2 separate regions of the Homo sapiens genome follow, and region 2 is linked to region 1. A link is an interaction called in ENCODE POLR2A ChIA-PET data of the cell type or tissue named here. Cell type or tissue: GM12878. All regions are shown on one strand. Each heading gives the region's core, and the rest is flanking DNA. Links, peaks and the distances in the headings are about the cores only.

Region 1 (8,003 bases), core at 2,064-7,063:
GTTATTAGCTCTGTTTTATGCTTTAATGTAAAAAATGTCTATTGGGAAGTAAGGGTATGATTTGATCAATTAAATCAGTTTAATGATTCTATGCAACTCATGAAAAACAAGCCATTTTATATACAAAACAGGAAGAAACAACCAAGAGATTGAAAAGGACAAAATATTAGCCTATAATCTCGGCACTCCCAGGTTTTAACCTAGTGCTTTTAATATCAGAGAGACTGTGCCCAGTAATTCAAGTTTATGTTTTCTCACATCTGTTTTACAAATGAATACAAATATATGAGAGTACTTCTTGTCCTAACTGCAGCTGGGAAGGTATTTCAAGCTGTAAATATTTACTAAGTGTGCATAAAATAGCAGTGTGGGCTGATACGGCCAGTGATGGGGAATTAGAAGCATTAGGCTCCACTTCTGGCCCCTTTGCTAATTCCTGTGTGACCTTGGGCAGGTCAGTTAAAATCTCTGTGTTGCAGTGCTACATTTACATGAAGGAGATGCTGAACTTTATTGGTCGGCACTCCAAAAATAATAACTACTGAGGACAATGCCTGCAATTCAGAGTGGAAATCAAAGAGGGATCTCAGAGACTGCACATCTATTACTCCTTTTTTTTTTTTTTTTTTTTTTTTCCTTTTCAGGGGAGAAGGAGTGGTGGTGAAAGAGGGATGGATGCATGCTTGCCTCGGTCGAGCAAAAACAAAACTTCATTGTCTTGAAAAAATTAGCATGCACCTCCTTCCACACATCACTGTGGTAAGAAGAACACAATGAGGATAAAGTGGCCAGGGTTGAAAAGCCCTTCAGAGAAGATCACAGGAGAAATGCTGGCAGAGGAACTGTGAGGCATCTTTGGGACTCTGGTGAGACATTCTTGTCCCTCAGAGTAGAAAAAGGAGGGCTCTGAGGCAGAAGGGCTTGAGTGACCTTAAGCAAATCATTTCACCTTCAAGTATCAGGTCCTTGAACCATAAAATGGAGATGATAATGCCCATATTGTGGTGTGTCAAAACAGTTATACAAAATGACCAGCACATAGAAGCAGCCTGATAGACCCTGGGTTTCTACCCACTTCCATTTATTCACTTACTTTGATAGTAATTTGGCAATAGGACAGCAGATAAAGCAGCCTCCACATTTTCCTATCAGGGAGCAAACCCTCAGCTCCCTTTTCATCTTACACACCCAATTAGCTGATTCCATCCTATGTCCATATTTAGACTCCAGTGAAATTTCTTGGATTCATATTCTCCCTTTACATCAAAAAGCAAACAAATGTGAACAAGGATACAGGGTCATGTTCTGTAGTTTAAAACATCTGTTTGGAGTGAAGGTGTTATACACTTATCTTGTATGCAGACCGCAGGTTCCCTCCCTCCCTCCCCAAGAAAGCAAAAATGGCAACTGAGATGATGATTTGGATGACACAGATGGAAGAATCTTGGGTTATATTAATAGTTTAGGACTGAATTACCGCCTCAATTGTTTCACTCTCCTGTTACTGCTAAGAGCATACAGCATAGACAGAAGCAGTTTGATGAGAGGAAACCCAATTTGCACTGGCAAAAAAAATCTCATAAGTATAAGAGGATCCCAATAATTGGACCAAAACACAACATCATGATTGCAGCATCATGGTCAAGAAAGGACTGCCTTGGCCCCTAAGAAACTTGTGTTTTACTTTCTTCACAGCTGTAGTTCTCAAACTCTTGGGGATCTCTTTCCAATGACACAAGATTTTATGACCCACTAAATGAATCTCTTTGTACCAACCACTGCTTGAAAAAAATCTAATTAGAATCATAGGGGTCCATGGTGCAGCTCTTATGATGTTCCTTAGTAATGTCAAAAGTAAAAGATTCACTGATTCTAGGAGTAAGAAAATACAGTCATGATAATAATTCCTTAATTCCAAATGCTTTGCACTACACCTGTCATTTCACATGTTATTTACTTTTTCACAACTCTGTGAAGTTGTAGCATTGCTCAATCCCCACGACACTGTAAGGTAGGCTTGTTTCATTACTACAGAATTTCATCACTTCTAAGATGCCAAAGGGTAGAATGTGCAACCTTATTTTTTGTGCCCACCCAGAAAGAAAACAGAATACTGCCAATTAATCCACAACACACCATCAATTACATAAACCAAAACACAGCCAGTTTCTGAGATATTAAAATGTAAAAGAAGGAGTGTCTTAGAATTAATGAAATATGGACTTTCCCTTTTGCAGATGAGGAAATTTCTGCTGTGTTAAAGACTAGGCTGCTGACGGAGATTAGACCACCACTCAAAGTCGCACCTTCTAACTTCAACCCAATGGACTCCACCCAACCAGACCTAGTGATTTTGAAGTTGATCTTGGAAGCAAGAGAGAAGGCTCCCACTGTGTATTCTTGAAACTACCACTTTAGAAGAAATGATTTATCACTGATAGATGGCAGCCACGATGGTGGCATTTTAACAAGAAACAACAAACTAGTTTCAGAGGGAAATATGAATGACCACTTGCTTCCTGTCATCATGATATACTGCATTAATACAATATAGGTACAGATCTTGTCATTGGGCATATTTTGTGTCTAATTAATATGTTTACATATATATAACTTTTGATTATTTCTCTGACTTGGCTTCTCTGCTGGGTTTGCAGTCATGAGAGATGAATGGCTGGTAAGTTGACAGCAGAAGAAATAGACCTTTCGATACTTTAATAATGCAGAACAGTCAATTCTAGTTAGCAAGACTGTACAATATAGGTATAGTCAATTGGTCAACCCTTATTATTTGCAGATTCCATAGTTGTGAATTTGCCTCCTTGATAAAATTGAATTGTAACCCCAAACTCAATGCTCATGGTGCTTTTGTGGTTATTTGTGGGCATGCTCAAAGCAGCGAAACTTTAAGTCATGGGATGCACGTGTTCCCAGCTGAGGTCCAACAGTGACGCTCTGGCTTCTTGTGTCAGCTTTCATACTATCAGCAAGTGTTCTCTTTGCAGACTACTTAGTGCCCCGTTTTTCCTCATTTTTGTGCTCTTCATTGGTGATTTTGCTGTAAAAATGGCCCCGAAGCATAATGCTGAAGTGCTGCCAAATGTTCCTAAGCTCCAGAAAACTGTGATGTACCTTACAGAGGAAGTATCTATGTTAGAGAAGCATCATTCAGGCATGAGTTATAGCGCTGTTGGCCATGAGCTCAAAATTGGTGTATTAAATAAGGTGCCCCAGTCAGAATGGCTATTACTAAAAAGCCAAAAACAACAGATGTTAGCAAAGTTGCAGAGAAAAGGGGACACTTATACACTATTGGTGGGAAGGCAAATTAGTTCAGCCACTGTGGAAAGCAGTTTGGAGATTTCTCAGAGAACTTGAAACAGAACTAACATTTGACCCAGCAATTCCATTACAGATATATATCCAAAAGAAAACAAACTGTTCTACCAAAAAGACACATACTTGCATGTTCACTGCTGCACTATTCACAATAACAAAGACATGGAACCAACCTAGGTGCCAATCAATGGTGATTGGATAAAGAAAATATGGTACATATACACCATGAAGTACTATGCATCCATGAAAAAGAACAAAATCATGTCCTTTGCAGCAACATGCATGCAGCTGGAGGCCATTCTTCTCATTGAATTATCACAGGAACAGAAAACCAAATACTGCATGTTCTCACTTGTAAGTGGGAGCTAAACATTGGGTGCTCATGGACATAAAGATGGCAACAATAGGCACTGGGTACTACTACAGCAGGGAGGAGTGAGTGGGGGTAAGGATTGAAAAACTATTGGGTGCTATGCTCAGTACCTGGGTGACAGGATCATTTGTACCCCAAACCTAAAAAAAAATTCTTCCTTATATTTATTTAAAATCTGCTTCCTAATAAATTTTCTTTAATTAAAAATGTTAATATCCCAGAAAAAATAAGGCATCTTGAAACAGAAACGTACATTAAACAAGGTTATTTATTGATTGGCTGATGAAAATGGTGCAAACAAAGGCTCACAGGAACCCAACTTCATTCTTGCTAAGTAGAATGGACTGTTTTGGGGTCCTAAAGTATCAAAAGGGCTGTTTCTTCTGTCGCCCACTTACCAGCTGTTCATATCTCATGACTGCAAACACAGTGGAGAAGCCAAGTCAGAGGCATAATCAAGAGTTATTTAGGTCAGGTGTAGTGGCTCATGCCTGTAATCCCAGCACTTTGGGAGGCCGAGGCGGGTGGATCACTTGACGTCAGGGATTTGAGACCTGCCTGAGCAACATGGTGAAACCCTGTCTCTACTAAAAATAAAAAAAATTAGCCAGGCATGTTGGCGCATGCCTATAATCCCAGCTACTTGGGAGGCTGAGGCACAAAAATTGCTTGAACCCAGAGGCAGAGGTTGCAGTGAGCTGAGACTGCACCACTGAACAGCACTCCAGCCTGGGCAACAGAGTGAGACTCTGTCTCAAAAAAAAATAAAAATAAAAAAGAATTATTTATATACATATACCAAGTAGACAAAAGTATGCCTGATGATCTGGAAGGAAACAGAAAAATAGAATGACAGTGGTGGTGGGAGTATAGGTTTTTAACATTCTTTTGTTCCCATTTCCAATTGTTGGCATTTCTTTGTAGATTTACGTATTAAAAACAAGAACGACTGTCAGGAAGGCGAGGAAGCACTGCCTAACAGAGCATGGCAGTGGTGGAAAAGCAGACCAGGGAGCCCACAAGGAGACAATGATAGAGAAGTCTTTCTTTGGGAGAGCATCCTTAGCTGTGGAACAGGCCGAGATGCTTACAGAGGAAGGATGGACCTCTGTATAAGCTCTGTAGCCTTCTCAGTAAAAAGTAAACAGAAAAAAATGGGGGGAGAGAAGGAATGAAGAAAGTGAGTCTATGGCCTTAGTGCTTCTCTGCTTAGGATAGAGCACTGGCAAGCATATGAAAACACATACATTTCATTGCTAAAAATAAAGAATCAAAAGTGCTTTTGTTTAAGCCTTGATGTGATATTAGCAATAAAGAGCCACCAGTTGCAGGAGAACCACAATACATCCATAACCCCCAAAATATATTAGTTTAGGGGAATTGTTGTCAACAGTAGGAACAATTAAGACTGTGTTGTTATAGAAATACTGTGCCTAGCTGGTTTGCAAAAGAAAACTGCCTCTGATGACTTAGGTCTGGAGGGCCTTTGAAGGCAGTTTCTTTCCTGTGACCAGTAACTGATTTTTCACAAAATTGTGCATTGACTATTTCTCACAAGAGGTTTTGAAAATGAAGCTGGGTTTCAGGTTCGACTCACATGAGCTACTTTTATTTGGACAGTCTTTGTTTTTCTCAGTCTCGTCGGCAGTCCTTCCGGGGCCTTCCTCAATCCCTGGCCGGGGCTGAGGCCTGGCCGTTGTTTGGGATGAAAAGGTATTGGAAGGCTGGCTGCTAATTGGAGCTTGCACCTGCAGACCCCAGCCTTGGAGGCGACTCGGCACAGGCTACTGCTCTATGTGTGTATGCTTGTGTGTGTGCATTTTATTTCCTCAATGAACACTGGAATGTGGCATGGTTTTTTGGCCTGGGTATGCTGGAGGAGATCCAAGCTGCTTGGCCACTTTCTCTGTTCTGGGGAAGGGCGGGGTGGGGGGGCACCTCCTTTACTCTCTAAGAAGGAGGGATTTCTAGCTATGCAAATATATCCAGTGCATTCTGATCTAATCTCTTCTGGCCCCAAGAGGGGACTTACCCAGATAAGAGGCGCTCTTCAGAGAAAGTGAGAGGGTGCCACAGCAGGGCTTTCACCCACCAATAAGCTGATGAATTTTTAATGAGTTTCTCACACTTCACTCTAGTAACATTATCCAGGCAGTGCTGAAGAGGAATGGCTACAACCTCTGTGCTCAGCCAAAGACGAGAGAAATGGACAAAATACCCAGGTGGACCTAACGACCATGCCTCTGTTTCTCCCCACCCCACAATACCCAGGGGTTCAACCTAATGCACATATTTAATTTTGTGCATCTGATCAATTTTGGCATACATATATGCCCATGAAATCATCACTGCAATCAAGGAACAAATTCATTTTCTTTCTCTTTGTAATCTCTCCCTCTCACTCCCCATTCACCAGGTCCCCAGGCAAGTATTGATCTGCTTTCTATAACTAGACTGCTTGCACATTCCAGAACTCCATATAAATGAAATCAAACATTGTGTATTCTTTTTGGTGTCTGGCTTACTTCACTTGGTATGATAATTTCAGGATTTATTCATATTGTAGGTATCAACAGTTCATTCCTTTTTTTCTGCTTAGTATTGCATTGTGTGGACACAGCACAGTCTGTTTATTCATTCACCTGTTGATGGGCATTTGGGTTGTTTCCAGTCTGAGGCTATTACCAAGAAACCTGCCATGAAACCAAGACAGGAGGATTGCTTGAGGCCAGGAGTTAGAGACCAGTCTGGGCAACATAGTGGAGAACTCATCTCTACAAAAAATAAAAACATCAGCCAGGTTTGGTGGTACACGCCTGTGATCCCAGCTACTTGGGAGGCTAAGATGGGAGGATTGCTTGAGCTCAAAAGGTTGAGGCTGCAGTGAGCCATGATCACATTACTGCACTCCAGCCTGGGCAATGCAGAGCAAAATCCTATCTTAAAAAAAAAAAAAAAAAAAAAAGGTCAAAGCAGGCCCAGACCATTTCCACTTTTTGAAGTTCTTGGGATATTAAAAATGAAAGAAGGAATCCCAAAATAGACCTATAAAATATGCTATATTTAAAATGTATACATGCTTTTGAACATATTAAAAATTCAACATGTAGGTAACACTGGAAATGATATCAGGATTTTGAATTTGAAGCTCAATGTGGGGCCTAGGACAAAGGGTCTCCTGGCCATTGACCACTTTGTGATGGGTCCTGAGGGGCCAGCACCAGCTAGGGGCCCTTCCCACATACCCTGTACACTCTAAAGTCATATGTGGCACGGTTATTCTTTATATGCTTGGGGTCAAATCAATGCTACAGAGATAGCTCTGGAAAGAAAGAGCATTTTCTGGGTGTACACAGATTTTCTGCCAGAACTGGGAAGGCCAATCACAAACACTGGCCTTTTGGAGAGATCCCTTGCTCTACTCACCAAAATCAGCAAGCCTGCGGGGTCTGAGGTTTCCTTTGGGTTGACTATAGTCTTGGATGTCTCTGCTTACTTTGAGATCAGAATGGTGCCATGACCATGAGAGGGGTCGCTCCACTTGAAGAATCCCCAGATCCCTCCCAGCCATGGCATGGAAGCTCCCACCCTCTGAGGACCGTTATGGTCGCCTGGGTGTAACTTTAGTCTCCTTTTGCCTTTGGGTGTGTCTAGTGTAATGGTTCTCTGTGTGGGGTGATTTTGCCCTCCAGAGGCCACTTAACATTGACTGGAGACATTTTTGGTTGTTACAACTTGGGGAGTGCTATGGGCATTTAATAGGTTGAGCCTAGGGTGTTGCTGAACATTCTACAATGCACAAGGCAGCTGCCCACAATAAAGAATTATTCAGTCCCAAATGCTAGTATTGTTGAGTCAAGAAATCTTGGTCTTTTTTTTTTCTTTTTTAAGACAGGATCTTGCTCTGTTGCCCAAGCTGGAGTGCAATGGCACGATCATGGCTCACTGCAGCCTCAAATTCCCAGGCTCAAGCAATCTTCCCACCTCAGTCTCCTGGGCAGCTGGGACCACAGACGCATGCCACCATGCCAGCTAATTTTTAAGTTTTTTGTAGAGACAGGGTCTCCCTCTGTTGCCCAGGCTGATCTCAAACTCCCGGGCTCAAGTGATCCTCCCACCTTGGCCTTCCAAAGTGCTGGGATTACAGGGCTGAGACACCATCCCGGTCAAGAAACCTTGGTCTTTATGATCTAATCAGGTGTCAAGCAGAGTGGACAGAGGGTGGCTGATGTAGTCTGAGAAAGGGGTTCTTTGTTCATTAATCCAAGAAGGCTGTGATATAGACACAGAG
Region 2 (8,003 bases), core at 1,774-6,773, 1.0 Mb before region 1:
TCTACTATATTTTCACAGAAGTGGAAAAAGAGATAAAGGCTGTAAAAAGACCCAAATAATGTAAGTGTGGATTAAACAAGATGAAAATTTATTTTTCTCTCATGTAAGTATGCAAGAGGATGCAGCGTGGGCCTGATACAGCTGCTCTGCAGTGTTGAGGACTCGGGGTCCTTTTATCTTGTTGCACTGTCATCCTCAAGAGCCAGTTTCCATCTTTGGAACCAATATGGCTACTCTAGCTCCTACCACCAAATGCCTTCTGCCAGGGGGAAGCAGAAAAAAAAATGGGAAAGGACTGATCCTCCTCTAGGATGCTCCTGGAAGCTGCACACATTACTTTTGCTCACAATCCTGCTAGCTAGAATCTAATCTAGTCATATGGCCACACCTAGCTGCAAGGGAGTTTGGCAAAGGTGGTCTTTACCTGGGCAGCCACGACCAGGTAAAATGTCTCTAGAAATGAAAAGTGAATTTTTTTTTTCAGACAGGTTCTCACTCTGTCGCCCAGGCTGGAGTGCAGTGGTGCTAACAGGGTTCACTGCAGCGTCAACCTTTCAGGCTCAAGTGATCCTCCCACCTCAGCCCCATGAGTAGCTGGTACTACAGGCATATGCTACCATGCCTGGGTTTTTTTTTTTTTTTTTTTTTTTGGTAGAGTCAGGGTCTTGCCATGTTGTCCAGGCTGGTCTCGAAATTCCTGGGCTCAAACAATCCTTTCCCCTTGACCTCCTAAAGTGCTGGGATTACTGGTGTGAGCCATTGTGCCTGGCTGAAAAATGGATACTGAGGGGACAATCAGTAGTCATATCCCTGCAGCAAGCTTTCTAACAGGAAAAAAAAAATGGGAGTAACTTGAATTGGGTAAATAATTATAGTAATTCATATGATGGAATACCATGTAGCTAATTTAAAAAGTAAAGTTACCCTACAGGTACTGCTATGAAAATTTGCCTAAGATACAATGATAAGTAAAAACATGTTACAGAGTAATAACGTGTTGCATAGGACAATACTGTAAATGTGGTTCATTCCATCAACAGACACTGAGCCCTGCGACGTGCCTGGCTCTATTCTACATCTGAGGGACACAAGGTGAACAAGACCAGGCCACTGTATTCAACATCTACATTTAATGGAAATTTTTGAAAGAAGACTTGAGAGATTATAACAGTGGTCTTCAGCATCAGGGAGTAGGCCTAGAAGAAGAGGAGGTCAAGAAGTGGCTTTTCTTATTATCTTCTTAACTCTTCAAATTTTTACTATGAGCAATTATTATTTTTTATTAAAATTTTAGGCCAGGCTTATGGCTGTAATCCTAGCAGTTTGGGAGGCCAAGGTGAGCGGATCACTTGAGGTTGGGAGTTCGAGACCAGCCTGACCAACATGGAGAAACTCTGTCTCTACTTAAAAAAAAAATACAAAATTAGCCAGGCATGGTGGCACATGCCTGTAGTCCCAGCTACTCAGGAGACTGAGGCAGGGGAATTGCCTGAACCTGGGAGACAGAGGTTGCAATGAGCCAAGATCACGCCACGGCACTCCAGCCTAAGCAATAAGAGCAAAACTCCATCTCAAAAAAAAAAAAAAAAATTAACAAATTTTTAAAAATATAATGAAAGTTTAGTAAACAAATGTCCTGCAAACCAGTTGCCTAAGGCCCTCGGCAAATACCTCAGAGCTGTATTTGGCCATTTTTTTTTTTTTACCACTATGAAATGCCTTTGATTTCAGTCACTTTACCTCTCTGTGGCCTTAACTTCCTGGCTGAGAGGCTGGGCTGTTGATATCCAGCCTGACTATTCCTCAGGGCAGCAGAGAGAATGAAGCAAAACTGGGAATGTTATCAGCACTGTATAAATTGTAAAGTATGTTACAAACCCAAGAGATTGCACTTCTATTGCTAGCACCCTGCACAAGACACAAAAGGCAATGAGGGGAACTGAAAAATAATTGTTATATGACCAGATGGTGAACAAAGTACCGATCTTGGGGGGTAAATCACAGGGTCGGGAAGCATAAGAAACATAGGGTTCTTATTTCCATCAGTAAAAAACGTAGTAACCTTTGAAAAACAGTGCAGCCAACTTTATTAAAAATAGCATCTGAGCTGGGACAAGTTCCAACAAGACTATAATGTTAGCTCCTCAAAGCACCTCTGAAAGCAATTCTATGACTGCCAAGGGGTGCTACCAAAACACAAACAACAATAACAAAATCCCAGGAAGGATGATTCATAAATGCATAAGACGGATAAAGAAAGAAATGTTTTGAAGCAATTTACAAGGAAAACAAGTTAGAATTTCTTCCTTGGTCGAGGGGTAAAGGATGAAGACGGCCTTGCCCAGAAGGAGGAAATAATCAAAACAATGGCATTAAAAGGTCTGGAAAAACCAATGAGAACACTGTCAAAATATGGAAGAGCCTAAAACAAAAACACAGGGACCAGGAAGCATCCTTGGAGAAGAGCCAGACCATGCCACAGATTAAAAAACGAAGGCCCAGAGAAGTAAACTTACTTGCCCAAGATCTTTCTAAGGCACCTCATTTATCTGCATCCTAGGACATGCAGCCTTTCTTTCAAGTTTGTACAAGGAAGGGACACAAGAAAGGCCAAAGATAACATGTAAGGATTTCTAAGTACATAGAGAATAAGTCATTAATTATAGACCATAAATTAAAGTGGATGACAGAAGAGGTGAACATTGCTGCTAAACCCACATTTGTAGATCTATCGTTCAAAAGGCTACTCTACTTATCAACTATACTTTCAAAGTACAAAGCACATAAAGGACCTATTTTCAAAAGGACTAGTGTCCCCAGAATTCTGATGACAAAGATCATTCCTATAGTCTTATGAAGAAAGTGAAGCAAAAATGAAGTGACTCAGCCCAAGATCTCAGGATGAGTCAGAAGACACCTGACAGAATTCAAGGGTGATTACAGAGGAATTATGGCTACCGATGCCTCTGATGTAATTAATAATAATAGAGAACTCATAAATAGCATAGACTGTGTACAGTTACTGTTCTAGGGATTTTACTTGTATTTCATTCATTTTCATCTTCATAATAACTCTATGAGGCAGACACTGCTACTGGCCTTATTTTAAAGATAAGAAAACTGAGAGGGCAGGGAACTATTCAAGTTCACACAGCTACTAAGTACTGGAATTGGGTTTGAACTTGAACAATCTGGCTCCAGTGTGTGTGCCCCTAACTACTACATAATATTGACTCTCAGGGAGGCAGAGTCTCCTTGGAACCACAGAACTGAAAGAACTGAAGAAACCGAAGAGGTCACAAAGTTGTTGGGAGAACCCCCTTCCTTCTGAAGCACCCCTTGAAATTTTCTAGAATGAGAACACACAAGTCCTTTTCCATGGAATCTCTACAGAGTACTGGCAACTTGTTTAGAGAAAACATAAAATTGAGGTTGGGAGTCAGAGGAGACATGAGATGTAGTTAAGAGGAAAGCAGATTTTTTTTCAAAATCACTTCAAAGACTGTGGACCTTTTATCTAGCCAAAGAATAAAAACAAATAATGTCAACTTTTAAAATGCTAAAAGAGAAAACCGTACCAAAAAGCAAATTTGAGTTCTAGAGAGTAAACCATTCTACACCTAATAATGAAATAATGTGCAATCTTTACTAAATACTTGGATAGATACTGACAATAATATAACAAAAACAATGGAAAAGGGAGAGAAAGAAAGTGCATATGCAGAACAAAATGTGTTAATATATTAATGTAGCTTATCTCTTGGTAACATAGCTTATCTCTTGGATTATTGCAGGGAGAGGGTAGGGGAGGAGAAAACTGGCGATGAATTAAATAGAGGAACGAAATTATTTATTTTAATCCAAAGAAAGCTGCAGAATATCTGTTATGCCTTTAAAAGATACGAACCCACAGACCAGCCTGGAGCACCCTCCATCTCCTCCTCTGGCTGCCTCTCCTCATCATTTGGTTTCAATGTCACTTCTTCAAAGCTACCTTCCCTGACCCTTCCCACTCATAGAATCCTGTCTGTTCCTCCACAGCCCTTAGCACAATCTGTAACATCATAATTGTAATTATTTAACAACTGTCTTCCCACTAGACCACAGGTCTGCAAATTACAGCCTATGGGCAGAATATGACCCACCAATTGTTGTCATAAATAAAGTTTTACTGCAACACAGCCATGATCATTCATTTACTTATGGCAACTACTTTCACAATATTAACAGCAGAATTGCGTAGCTGTGATAGAGACACTACGGCCCACAAAGTCTAAAGCATTTACTGTCCAGACATTTACAGAAAAGCTTACCAACCCCTGTACTATGCCATAAGCTTTATAAGGGCAGCAATTAGGTCTGATTCATTTGCCAGCACCTAGTAGAATGTCTGGTTGTATAGAAGGCACTTGATAAATTTGCTCACTGAATAAACTTGGGAAGCAGGGGAAAAGTTAGCAGTAGGTGCCACTCATTCAGAGAACTTCACATCTACATATTCATTTAATCTTGCCTGCCACCCCAAGGCAGATTACTCTTAATATCCCCATTCTACACATGAAAAAAATGTAGGGAACCTGCCCAAGCTCACTCAGCCAATAAGAGCAGATCTGGGATTCAAACCTATGTAAATTCGGTTCCTGAGTCTGAGCTCTGGACCACAAGCCAGGAGAGGAGATATTTTCATTCACATTTTCAGTAATTCTTTAGCTACAGATGTAAGGCTTGGGCAGCCAGCCAGGAACTGTCTCTGAGTATGTCCACTTTGGCTGCTGGCTGTCACACATTACCTAACCACCGGGCACTTACCCAGAGTGGCTACGAATGCCTGACCTGTTTAGTTAGCAACATATCACCACGGAGCCCCTGTCCCACTGAGCAATACTGAATGTGACTCTCTCTGCCAAATAAATCACTGATGGGGACTCATTATCCCCATGTCATAGCTGAAGGAAATGAGGTTAACTAACTTGCCAAGGTCAAGTGTTAGCATGAGGCAGAGGTAAGTGGTGAACCTATGATCTTAACACCATTATTCCACAACCCTGGCTCCTGTTTCAACAGCCCACTCCTCTCCAGGCTTCAACAGGGAAAGCAATCATGAACAAGAAGGCAGTCAAGGGGCATTTTCATCCCACAGCATGACAACATGTCACTTCTATGTCTTATGTCAGAAGTCCCCAACCCCCAGGTACAGTTCTGTGACCTGTTAGGAACCAAGCGGCACAGCAGGTGAGCAGGCATTACCACCTGAGCTCTACCTCCGGTCAGATCAGCAATAGCATTAGATTCTCATAGGAGAGTGAACTCTATTGTGAACTGCGCATCAGAGGGATCTAGGTTGCATACTCCTTCTGAGAGTCTAATGCCTGATAATCTGAGGTGGAACGTTCATCCCAAAACCATCCCCAGCTCTGCCCAGGTTTGTGGAAAAATTGTCTTCCACAAAACCTGTCCCTGGTGCCAAAAAGTTTGGGGACCGCTATCTTACATGATATTGAATTAAAAAAAAAAAAAAAAAAAAACCTCTGAAAAAAACCTTGGCCAGGCGCAGTGGCTCACGCCTGTAATCCCAGCACTTTGAGAGGCCGAGGTGGGTGGATCACGCGGTCAGGAGTTTGAGACCAGCCTAACCAATATGGTGACACCCCGTCTCTACTAAAAATACAAAAAATTAGCCGGGCGTGGTGGCACGCGCCTGTAAGCCAAGCTACTAAGGAGGCTGAGGCAGGAGAATTGCTTGAACCCAGGAGGTGGAGGTTGCAGTGAGCTGACATCGTGCCATTGCACTCCAGCCTGGGTGACAGAGAGGGACTCCATCTCAAAACAACAACAACAAAAATTAGCCGGACATGGTGGCATGCACCTATAATCCCATGTACTCGGGAGGCTGAGGCAGGAGAATAGCTTGAACCCGGGAGGCAGAAGTTGCAGTGAGCCGAGATCGCGCCACTGCACTCCAGCCTGTGAGGTGAAGACAGACTCTATCTCAAAAAAAAAAAAAAAAAAAGAAAACCTCAACATGACTTCATTTAATAATTGTACACAGAAGCCAAAACATCTGCCACTGAAGAAAGCTGACCTGGGATACTTGACTACATGACCATCCCAAGTCATTCTAGCAAGGAGCATTAAAGAACATCTAGAAAGAAGCTGTGGCTGGCAAAACAATTCTCCATATATTTAGAGATAACAAAATGAAGTCCTCATGCAAAACTAAAACTTCAAGTCAAAAGCAGAACAAAGAATCTTGAGACCATGCCTGTTTTCTAGCTGCAGGTGGAAGACAAGGAAATAGCCACTTATGTCACTGAACTCAGTGAGCTAGAAGCAAGAACCTCATTTCCAATTCAATCCTTCTACAAAGCCACCAAGATGCTGCCTGAATTATCATGTCCCCTAAGCTCCTACTTTACCCACAAATACACTTCCCATCTGTTCCCAGAAAGGCAGCAGAGGAGGCTGGGGTCCTTGCAAAATCCTAGGTCAAAGAGGCCTTGATATGGTTTGGCTCTGTGTCCCCACCCAAATCTCATCTAGAATTGTAATTCCCACAATTCTAGGGGCCTGGTGGGAGGTGATTGGATCATTGGGGCGGTCTTTCCCCTCGCTGTTCTCATGATAGTGAGTGAGTTCTCACAAGATCGGGTTGTTTGAAAGTGTGTGGCACTTTCCCTTTCTCTCTTGCTCTCTCCTGCTCCACCATGGTAAGATGTGCCTGCTTTCCCTACACCTTCTGCCATGATTTTAAGTTTCCTGAAGCCTCCCAGTCATGCTTCCTGTTAAGCCTTTGGAACTGTGAGTCAATTAAACCTCTTTTCTTCATAAATTACCCAGTCTCAGGTAGTTCTTTATAGCACTGTGAGAATGGACTAATATAGGCCTGCTCTGTAAATTTTATTAATAGGGTGATTTCATCCTCCCATCTTCTCATCCAAGCTCAAGGTCTTCATCAGTGAAAATCACAACACCTGCATTCCCACCTTACAGCATGGGGAGCACTGCAGGAGTCAACATGCCTCAATGCACTTGTGCGGCAACCCGGCCCTCGGGAACCAGTCCCTCCTGGGTCAGTATTGCACCATCAGAGATATTTTCCACTAATGTAACAAAACCATCCTGAAATGTGCTGATTATGAAATGTAAAATATAAAATTCTGGGCTCTCTCCTCCCATCCTCAAATAGAGTAGCAATGGGAGAAAAAACATGAGTAAGTTGTTCTTTACAGCAATGTTATTTACTCAAAACTCTCTGTGGTGAGCTACATCCAGAAACTAAAAACATGGAGATAAAATGAATGGATAGAGTAATTTTGTATCTGTCAAGTTTAGTAACAAAAAAATTAAGGCTTGCATTTTATTTCTCTTTGGGTTTTTTTAATTCCATTTTGCTAGTTATTCCTTTTTATTGTATTTTACAAATATATTGGTCTGAGACAGATTGAAAATAACAATAAAACTGGTCCTTCCCTACAGACTCTGAAAATAATTACCAACAGCAAGGTATTTAAATAAAATTGAGTTTATTTTCCTAAATATGTGAATAGCTGCTGAAGCTCACTTCTAATAAGAGAAATGCAAACTACAAATATACTAAGACACCATCTTTCCCCTGACTGGCAAAGATCAAAAGGTTTCTGGGTAGCACACTGCTTTGGCAAGGCTGCAGGCAGCCAGAGTCACACATATTGCTGATGGAGGGCAATTTGGCAAAATCCATCCCAGTTACAAATGCAAATCCATTTTTAGGAAGTCGGTCCACAGATATACTCCCACATATGGACAAAGTTGTTCCTTACAGCCTTGTTTGTAAAAACCGAAGACTAGAAAACTACCTACAACATGTCCTGCTAGTCAGTGAGGGCCTGGTTCAGTGAATTCAGTAGACTCAAGCAAGTGAATACTCTGCAGCCATAAAAAAAGAATGAGGTGGCTCTTCCCACAGACCCTCCTACAAGACACAAACAGCAAGGGGCAGATCAGGACAGATCAGGGTATACTCT

Evidence for each region. Peaks named below come from ENCODE experiments on the same cell type or tissue, not always from the same donor. Only the 100,000 strongest peaks of a DNase experiment are listed, where the experiment ranks them.
Region 2: POLR2A ChIA-PET joins it to region 1 with 10 read pairs; 1 of 35 experiments calls an interaction of 5 or more read pairs at or near these places.

What each region holds. Positions count from the first base shown.
Region 1 is chr4:53,635,569-53,643,571 of GRCh38, forward strand. It overlaps a transcript of LNX1 not described here. Among named protein-coding and RNA genes, the nearest start is that of LNX1-AS2, 47 kb to the left of the region's middle. In GM12878, for the core only: no CTCF peak of the experiment used is centred there; DNase peaks (open chromatin) are centred at 5,143 and 5,763; H3K27ac peaks cover 1,358 bases.
Region 2 is chr4:52,639,234-52,647,236 of GRCh38, forward strand. All of the region lies in intron 1 of USP46 (ubiquitin specific peptidase 46), which reads right to left. Among named protein-coding and RNA genes, the nearest start is that of USP46, 16 kb to the right of the region's middle. RefSeq lists a silencer at 373-603 and enhancers at 2,711-2,780, 2,791-2,980. In GM12878, for the core only: no CTCF peak of the experiment used is centred there; DNase peaks (open chromatin) are centred at 2,868 and 4,701; H3K4me3 peaks cover 2,793 bases; H3K27ac peaks cover 4,192 bases.